Regions from separate parts of the Homo sapiens genome. Here region 2 is linked to region 1. A link is an interaction called in ENCODE POLR2A ChIA-PET data of the cell type or tissue named here. Cell type or tissue: CD4-positive, alpha-beta T cell. All regions are shown on one strand.

The links. ChIA-PET counts read pairs that join two places held together with the same protein. Peaks named below come from ENCODE experiments on the same cell type or tissue, not always from the same donor. Only the 100,000 strongest peaks of a DNase experiment are listed, where the experiment ranks them.
Region 2: POLR2A ChIA-PET joins it to region 1 with 5 read pairs; 2 of 35 experiments call an interaction of 5 or more read pairs at or near these places.

The regions. Positions count from the first base shown.
Region 1 is chr15:60,541,282-60,546,281 of GRCh38, reverse strand. All of the region lies in intron 2 of RORA (RAR related orphan receptor A), which reads left to right. The region is part of intron 3 of RORA-AS1 (RORA antisense RNA 1); the gene reads right to left. Among named protein-coding and RNA genes, the nearest start is that of RORA-AS1, 65 kb to the right of the region's middle. In CD4-positive, alpha-beta T cell, no CTCF peak of the experiment used is centred here; DNase peaks (open chromatin) are centred at 2,702 and 3,368; H3K27ac peaks cover 1,542 bases.
Region 2 is chr15:60,864,823-60,869,822 of GRCh38, reverse strand. The region is part of intron 1 of RORA (RAR related orphan receptor A); the gene reads left to right. LOC102724802 (a long non-coding RNA gene) reads right to left here. Exons shown (of 5, transcript XR_001751785.2): 3 at 1,573-1,656. Among named protein-coding and RNA genes, the nearest start is that of RORA-AS4, 100 kb to the right of the region's middle. In CD4-positive, alpha-beta T cell, no CTCF peak of the experiment used is centred here; no DNase peak of the experiment used is centred here.

The DNA.
Region 1 (5,000 bases):
TGTCCTAAATCAAATCCCTGGAATATTAAAATACATCATTAGTTTAGGAAATCTGTTAGTTGGCCCTCAAAGTTTTTCATTTTTTCTTACATAATCCCTTCTTGCTCCCCATTTTTCAGTTAGAGTTGAATAAGGTAGGGCCTAGCAATGTCAACCATGATGGAGATGCCACATAGTATTTGTCAGGTTAGAAGAAGGGTGAGAAAGCATGTAGCAGGTGGAACGGATGGTTCCACAGCCCCTTGACTCCCTGACGTAGAAGAGACTGAAGGCAACCTGATCACCACGTTCAAAAGTTGGCTTTCTCCATTTTAAGTTCTTCCTTAAAGCCTCTTTAAGCAAAGTCCCTGAAATGATACAGTAGAAAAATCACACAGACTTATTTAAAATGAATTCTATCACTATTCCTGAGATCTCGCCTGCCCCACTGAGGACATTTTGTTTTCGCAAAGTGCTTTGAAATGTGATAAAGGATCTTAAAGAATATTTGTAAAATTATGCCCAAAGAAGACATTCTTTGAGGTTAACTTGCAGTGTCTAAAAGTCAAGAATGAGGAAGGAAAGGAAAATAACAGATTCACTTTAAAATGGACCACGCTAATTGGGCAGTGAAACATCCTTGTGTCACACCATTTACCGTAGCAGACCAGAAGAGGGAAAAGGCTTGATTTTTCTCTCATAGATACCACAGTTCACTCTCAAAAACATTCCTAAAATGGATTGATATTTCTCTGATAGAGCACCTGTTTTGCTACTGACAGTGTTAAGTTCCATACTAATCAGCTCATCTAGCCTAACTGACAACTCAAAAAGCTGATTCCAAGAACAAGAAACTGGCTTCAATAGAAATATTATGGTTTATTTTGAAGCGTGGGGACAGGTAAGGACTAAACAAATTTATCTTTGTGACATAGTTTAAAGGGTATTTTAAATGAATAATAATTCCTCATAAGTGCTAGCCATTCGTCTCATTGTTGGTGGGTGTGTTTGAGGTGCGGCTGGTTTTTAAAACAAATATACCAAAGGTTATGAACCCCCCAAATATTCTGTTCCATTCAGAATTTATTTGTAAGTCTACGCACTTATTCAAATGATTTTTTTCTAAACTTTAATTTTCTTTTTTTAACTCAATTTCTTGGAATTGCTTTCAGTAACTGCTTCAGGCCTCTTTGAATAGCAGTGAAGGCAAAATCAGGGCAAGTCGTGGTGAACAGTTTGGCTTTTCTGGAACACTGAGCTGACGCCAGCCACCCCACTGGGCTTGGTTCCCCAACATCTCACAGCGAAGGCACTTGTCTGATGCATATTAAGCTTTTATGTTACCACCGGGGGCTGCCTCAGAAGTTACTCCTCTGTGTCCTGATGGTCCTTGACTTGGCCTTGGACTGTCCTTGACCTCCAATACCTTAGACAGTTGCAGGTGGGAACAGTGTAGCTTGAGGTTCTAAAATGCTTTGCTGATGGAAAAGGTTTTGTTCTGAAAAGTGAATTACAATAGGAAATGGATTTGCATTACTGACACTATCTGCTGTGGGCTTTGCCTCTATTGATTTAAAGCAAAAGGGCACAATTAGTGGCCTTCAAAGAGAGGGGAAAAAAAAATAACCTAACTCTGTCCTAGCACGTTCAATTAACTTGTTTACTTTGAAGGGAAAAAAAACTTTTATTTTTACATCAACAGCGTATTAGCATGGTGTTGCCTTGTCTCATCTGTAATGGCAAGACATGGTTTTGAAAAAAAATTCTCTTCGTTTCATAGTAGTAATGTTATTTTCTAACATTAAGCACAACAACAACAACAAAAAAAAGCAGGGAGAGCACGAGGGGTTCGGTGTATAAAAACGGTGTTCTAGCTGCCAGAACTTTTATTCTGGATCTCGAAGAGAACAGTTCATTGTATTTCCTTTCCTAAACCAATGAAAATGAAAAATTAGTTACTAGGTAGAATTCTCTTCCACTTTCTATCCCTTTTCCCTGACGAGATGAAACCTGCTGGGTTTTGCCATAAAAAGAGGTCCCTGTTGGGGAAATGAGAGTTCAGCTCACTCTTCACATCACAGTGTAATACAGCAGGACTGGCTCTGGAAGATTATGTAGTGCAGCACTATGCCTAAGAACAGAAGAGGAGGCTGAGCTCTGGAGAAAGAGGGTCACAAAGCGTTACAGGCATTTGGTGAATTTTGCTCACTGCACAGGCAGTTGTGAGAGCCTCCGAACCCTGTAGTTCAGTCTTTTCCCCACTTTACCAGTGTGTGAGGCCTCTCTCCCACTTCCTCCACTTACCACCTCTCCAAGATGCCAGCCTCACTGTGGGCTTTCCCTAGAAAGAAACACTGGTTTCTTTCTATCGTGCCCTGGTTAGTGTTGTTTCTCACATTAGGCCTCTGTGTTAGAAATAAAGCTGCTAAACTCCATGTCGTTACACAACAAAAGGAATACAGTGACCTATCCTTCATTCTTCTGATAGTTCCCTCAACTCCAGCTGCAGCCCCTGCCAAATACTATCATCCTTAAAAGATAGACAGTGATCCCAGCACTGTGGGAGGCCAAGGCAGCTAGATCACTTGAGTCCGGGAGTTCAAGACCAGCCTGGGCAACATGGTGAAACCCCATCTCTACTGAAAAAAATATAAAAAAAAGCCAGGTGTGGTGGTGTGTGCCTGTAGTCCCAGCTACTCAGGAGGCTGAGGTGGTAGGATTGCTTCAGGCCAGGAAGTGGAGGTTGCAGTGAGCTGTGATCGCACCACTGCACTCCAGCCTGGGTGACAGAGTGAGACCCTGTCTAAAGAAAAAAAAAAGACAGTGATGATGATTATAGCTAACATTTATGGAGCCCTTACTATGTGGTGGGCACTGATGCTACAGGCACTTTACTTGTGTACCCTGTAATAATGAGATAGGGCTCGTTTTAAAGGTGAGGAAACTGAGGCACAGAGAGATTAAGAAAGTGTCCAAGTTCTCATAGCTAACAAATGTCAGGGTAGAGATTCAACCCCAGACTCTAGATTTTGCAAATCAAATCTCTACACTTTGTCTTCAAGGTCATAATCAACTCTCTCCTTTTTCCTTAAAAAAAAAAAAAAAAAAAAAAAAAAAAAAAAAAAAAAAAAAGTTTTCACTTTCATCCTTAATTCCTATGCAGTGAAGCTAACGTAACAAGACGAGGTGCGCTGGTGGGTTCTGTGTATCCTTTCCGTGTCCTTGGTGCCCAGTCACGCAGGTTCTCAGCAAGTGGTGGCAGGACATGCAGCTGGATGGACTCGTGTGTAGGCCCACATGTTGGGGGTGGGGGGTGAGGTGTATGTGTAAGCATGTGGGGGGTGTGTGTAGGGTGCGTGTGCAGTGTATGTGTGTGTGGCATGTGTGGTGTGCATCTGTGGTGCGTGTGGTGTATATGTGTTGTGTGTGTGTGGACTGTATGTATGTGGGGTGGGTGCGTGTGTGTGCCGTATCCTTGGTGCCCAGTCATGCAGGTTCTCAGCAAGTGGAGGCAGGACTTGCAGCTGAATAGACTTGTGTGTGAGGTGTGCCCGTGTGTCGTTTGAGGTGTGCCTGTGTGCCGTGTGTGGGAGGTGTGCCCGTGTGCCGTGTGTGGGAGGTGTGCCCGTGTGCCATGTGTGTGAGGTGTGCCCGTGTGTCGTGTGTGAGGTGTGCATGTGTGCCGTGTGTGAGGTGTGCATGCGTGCCGTGTGTGTGAGGTGTGCATGCGTGCCGTGTGTGTGAGGTGTGCATGTGTGCCATCTGTGTGAGGTGTGCATGTGTGCCATGTGTGAGATGTGCCTGTGTGCCGTGTGAGGTGCGCCTGTGTGCCGTGTGTGTGAGGTGTGCCTGTGTGCTGTGCTGTGAGGTGTGCATCTGTGGTGTGTGTGAGCATGGTATATGTGTGTAGTGTACGTATGTGTGGTACATGTGAGCATACGGTGTGCATGTGTGGTATGTGTGTGTATGTGTGGTGTGTGTGTGCCTGTGTTACCATTTAAGATGGTAGCAGCTATTGGCATTAAAAAGGACCTGCTATTCTGAGCTCTGGCTTTGACAGTAAGCTGTGCCCACAGCAGCTGTTAGCAATCAGAGTGTGTTTCCATCCGATGTGAAATGTGCTGCCACCACTTGTGAAATGGATTTCAAAACCTTGCCGTACTGAAGTACCAAAGTGTGTGAATGGTATACTTTTACTGCAAATTAGAAAGATTCACTTATTGCAGTGATAATGTCACACTCACTCACTCAAGCTATCTTAAGTGACAGAGACACACATTGCCAAACAGTGGATAGCTGATAGCAGTGTTTTCAGGACAGTCATAGAATGTCATCTGAAATGTTTGTCTCTGTAGGCAAAAGAAGCACCTTGGACTAGAGGAGCAGAAACTGAAAATGGAATAGGAAGGACAGTGGTGCGGGCCTCGTTTTGATATCTTTACATGGCTGTTGTGTTCTTACTTTGCCTCTAGTGCATGACTTACATAAAAATAAGTGGCTTCAAGATAAATACACAGGCTATACATTTCGTTTTCTTGGGGAAAAAAATGACATTTATGAGGTGTTATAGTGTGTGCATTGATGCTCAGATGTCAGACCTTCTTAAAATAAATCTGACAATCTCTTAGCTTAGTCCAGAGCATTTCTTCTCCTTATGTCTCGCAACTACTTAAATCCCCAAAGCTCTGCTGCCTCTTTCTGTATTTCCCTTTCCTACTAAGAAATAGCCACCAGCTCCTGCCACTTCCCCTTGGGAATAGGCACAGAAATAACTGTGCTTCAGCTATCCACAAATATTGCTATCCATTCTCAGGTTGAGCTTATATGTTGTAATTAAGAATGGAAATGTTTCTTTAATCAGCAAGTTTAAAGACCATGCATTTAGGGAAAGTCAGAAACAAGTCCTCACGTTGTTTGGTCATTAGTATGCCTGGCTGAACTGGTTGTCTTAGAAAAGCATTACAAAAGAGAATTTTTTGAAATACCATTGAGCCACAGTTCAGAAATACATCTGTGATGTA
Region 2 (5,000 bases), 320 kb before region 1:
GCAAAACGTGTCAGGGCCAGGGTTCCCCTTAGGGCTAGCATCGCTTATGCACTTTCTTGTCCATTTTATGGTTTTCCAAGGGGAGAGGGAGGAGTGGTCACTTGCTTATGCATTTTTCGATCCTAGAAGTCTGGGACTTGTAAAAGCCATTACTTGAGAGCAGCTGGGGCAAATTTAAACTTTTAACAAATGTTTATAATACCTGTTATGTGACCAGCCACATGCCGGACATTGTGTGCCATCAGACCTGCCCACTGGCAATCTCCTGTTGATAAGAGTCTATTTGGAGAGACTCTATCAACAGGAGATTTCCAATCATGTTTCTAACCAAAGTGTTGGCTGAACTCAGGAGTATTAAGCTGAAACATGCCCTGCATTATTGAGACCACCTTTCCTTCTCCTGTTAGGTGCACCTGGATAATCTATATTGTGGCCTATCCTGGGTGACACCTATAGTCCCAACCTCTGTAATAGATGCCTCTCCTGGGATTTTCATGGAAAAGAAAAATCTGTTTATAAAATCGCGAAATCAGCCTGTGCCCTCTATATCTCTGGGAAAGGTCCTACCTATTAATTCAGCCACATTCCGATGCCTGACAACTCCTTACACAAAGGTCAGTGGGAAAAAATGGTTACCTTGGCTGCACTGAGGACCTGCAATTTTATGGTCATTTCAGCCAAAATATAAGGAACTGATGTGTTCTTTTTTTCTAGATGTGGCCCATTTTCTGAAGGATACCACCATCAAAATACTGTAAAATAATGGGGGGGTGCCTGATGGAGTGATTTGGTCCGAGGTTGATGGTAATAAAACTGGAACATCCATCATGTTTGGCATGGGTTCTGGTCAGCTTCCTTGTTTGAAGTGTACTGTCTGTGCCTAGTGGAAATAATCAGGTTGCCAACCTGTGTTTGGAAAGCTGTGAAGAAAGCAGCTCTTTATGTACAGATAGACAGGAAGGCATGAAGTGCTCTCAGACATTTTCTCAATTTTCCTCTTACTGAGTGTTTTTCCCCCCTGGAAAATGCTTTAATATCCAATTGATAAGGTCCCAAGTGAAATTTACACATGAAAGAAGGGAGAACTTCTAATAAAATGACATTAGAATCCTTTTTTTCTCCCAGACACCCTTATGCCATCTCTGATTGAATGGATTTGAAACCGAAGTACCACGCACTTTGGGGTGGAAGGAAGCCTAAAGGCCACTCCATCCAGTCCTTCATTTGCTGTTTAAATCCCTCTCACAGTAGCCACACAGGCAGGGTTGGTCCAAGACTCTAAGTCTATGATTCTTCTGATGACTGAGGGCTTGCTAGCCCAACAGAACCATCAGGTTTGGAAGTGTACTTAAGCTAATAAAACAGCTTTCAATGCACAAGTCCTCATTAATAATAAAGGCTACTTTTTTCAAATGTGCGTCCCTGTGCTAAGAGCTTGAGAGCTTGACATGTACCAACTTATACTATTCACAGTGACCTCCAAGGGAGATGCTATTACTGCCATTTTCCAGTTAAAGAAACCAAGGCTTAACTAAGTGAGCCAAAGTGCTTATCTAGTTTATTCACAGATACCTCCAGTGACAGGGACCATGCAGTTCTTCTCCAGCCAGCTCTGACTCTCAGAAACTGCTTCTCTATAAGGTGTAATGTGTCTCCCTATAAATCAAGCAGTAGTTATTAACTGCTAAAATTCTGGCACCATGCTAGGCATTTTAGATTTAAACAAATTATGGGTGTTATTTGTATATTTATATATATTTCACCTTATTTTAAGAGCTATTTGGGGAAAATAGAAGGAAACTTCTGATATATAACAATGGCAAAATATAAATAAGATTAGAGAAGCAGGATCAGGGAACGTGTAAGTAAAATTGAAAACTATCATGACCAGATTAAAAATATACTATACATATTATATAGAACAAGAAAGAGTGCATCAATTTATTTCGTATTTCACCTGGACTTCCTGGCAACCAAAATAAAATGGGAGACATTGTCAATTCACAGTTCTTATTAATCAAATGATCATTAAAACGGGGTAGCCATTTTCTTGAAATGAAATTGTGAGAAAACTCTCTCATAGGATCTCATATAGAGAATATCAAGAGATCCTGGTAGCTGTAGCCTCAACAAAATTTCTATAGAGTACATATTAATTATTTAGCACATTGATACACTTAGGCTCTAATGCATCTTTTGTTAGAACCCAAGAGCAGAACATTAAAATAAACTTGGCAAAAAGGGCGATGTAGGTCAAATATATAGCCTATGAACTCCCATCTGTATACCCTAAGAGGAAAGATTCTCTGCTACTGCTCTCAGTACTTCACATATGACACCTGATGTGTGCGTTTCTTTTCCTATAACAATTCAGTTCTGTGGCACACACGAACTGGGTGTTCTACAATTAAACTCAATTCTGACACTATCTACCTGGAAATAGCATCAGATCCCACAGTTAAGGGCTCAGTTGCACAATACTGCCCCCACTTAAGATGTCAATCTACATGTTGTCACCTGTGATTTCTGACCCATCAGCTATAATTTCGAAGTTGCCAGTACCCCTCCTCAGGCTCAGTCACTTACTAGAACAGATCAAAGAACTCAGGACAACAGTTTTCTTACTAAATTACTGGTTTATATTAAAAGATAGATACAAAAAGGTTTATACAAAAAGGCTGAGTGTGGTAGCACTTTGGGAGGTCTAGGCAGGCAGATCACTTGAGCCCAGGAGTTCAAGACCAGCCTGGGAAACATGGCGAAACCCCGTCTCTACTAAAAATACAAAAATTAGCCGGGCATGGTGGCTCACAGCTGTAGTCCCAGCTACCCGGGAGGCTGAGGCATGAGAATCGCTTGAGCCCTGCAGGCAGTGGTTACAGTGAGCCAAGATCGCACCACTGCCCTCCAGCCTGGATGACAGAGCAAGATTCTGACTCGAAACTAGATAGGTAGATAGGTAGGTAGGTAGATAGATAGATAGATAGATAGATAGATAGATAAAGATAAGATACAACTCAGGAACACCCAGATGGAAAAGATGCATAAGACAAGATATAGGGGATGGGCATGCCACCCTCCCAGCACCTCTATGTCTTCAGCAACCTGGAATCTCCCTGAACCCTGTCCTTTTGGGTTTTATGGCAGCTTTGTCATGTAGGCATGATTGGCCACTGGTGACTAATTTAAACTCCAGCCCCTCTCTCCTCCCTAGAGGTCTGGAGAGTGGGGCTGAGAGTCCCAATCACACAGTTTGTTCCTCTGGCAACCAGCCCCCCATGCTTAGGAGCTTCCTAAAGGGCAGTCATTAATATAAACGCAGGTGTAATTGAAAAGGGTATGTTATGAACAATAAAAGATGATGATTTTGCCTTCATTCTCTTATCCCTTCTGAAATTCCAAGGGTTTTAGGAACTCAGTAACAGAAATGGATGAAGACCAAATATATATGTCTTGTTATAAATCACAAAATCACTTGGAACTGGAGGACATTATGTTGAGTGAACTAAGCCAGGTGCAGAAAGACAAATATTTAATATGTGGGAGCTAAAACAAATCTTGAACTCATGCAGATGGAGAGTAGAATAATGGCTACCAGAGGCTGGGAAGAATAGTGGGGAGGTGGATATAAAGAGGAGATGGTTAGTGGGTACAAAAATACAGTTAGATAGAAGGAATAGGATCTAATGTTCATTGGCACAATAGGGGTGACTATAGTTAATAATAATTTATTGTCTATTTCAAAATAACTAAAAGAGGAGAAATGGAATGTTCCTAACACAGAAAAATGGTAAATGCTTGGGGTGATGCATTTTGATCACTATATATTGTATGTTTGTATCAAAATATCACATGTAAAAATATATAAATAAAAGAAGATAAGTTGTCTAGGCCAAAAAATTTTAATATCCCATCTCTCCCCTGAACAAAGGCGTAAAGCATTACCCCTGACACAACGATCTTCATTATAGCTCTCAGCTATTGAGACATATAGACAGGCCTGAGTCCCAAAATATAAATGGTATGAGTGTAGAGAGTAGGAACTCTCTGTGGTTGGGTGAAGCAACCCATTCAATGCAGGCTGGGACTGGAAGGGGCTGTTTCCAGGAAGGGTTGGCCTTCGTACTGAGCTGGACTGAACAAGCATTGAGAAAAGATAGACAAAAGATGAGTCAGGCTGAATGTAACTGATTTGATTTATTCCTTTCACTTAAACTGTGTAATGCCTCAGTTTCATGTGTCTACAGAGGACGCTCACCCTTGGCACCACCTGGAAAGTGTAACAGCAGGGCATTGAGGTTCTGGCCAAGGAGCCATCAGCAATCCCATTACCAATGCTTAAAGTGAGTCTCATAAGGCAGATTTGGCTCCAAGCAAAAACCACAGCTCTATTTTCATAAACTAATTTCACTTGTTTGCCCCAGTTAATATTAATAAGCCCAGGGCTATATGCTTCTACTTACCAGAGCACAAAGATAATAGAATAATAGAGTGTTAGATCTGAAATGGACCTTGGAGATCTTCTAGACCAACTTCTCCATTTGATAGATGAGGAAACAGGTGTGAGGAAGTAAAGAGCCAGGTTTCAGGCAGTGAAATTCACAGACTAGACTGGAACCCAAGTTCTCTGACAGGGAGCCCTGTTCAGGGTTTATCAGGTCTATCAAACATCTTTCTCTTTCTACCTCATCCCTAAGGACTGGAATGTGGTGGAAAGAACGTTGGACCAGGCAATGGGAGAACCAGGATCTAAACATATCTTCATTAATTTTACCTTGAATTTATCTGGCCTCTTATTTCCTCTTCACAGCATCAACTTTCTTGTAAAAGTGGATGCCTACTACTGTTCCCCAAAGGAAGAGGCAAGGTAAAACAAAGTCTCCACAATACTAGCAATACCAAATGTGGAACAAATCCCAGTGGTAGTGTTACTTGGTGCTCTGTGACTTTGGAACCTAAAGCTTCACTAGACCGTTGCAATTACTAAGTGAGTAAATAAA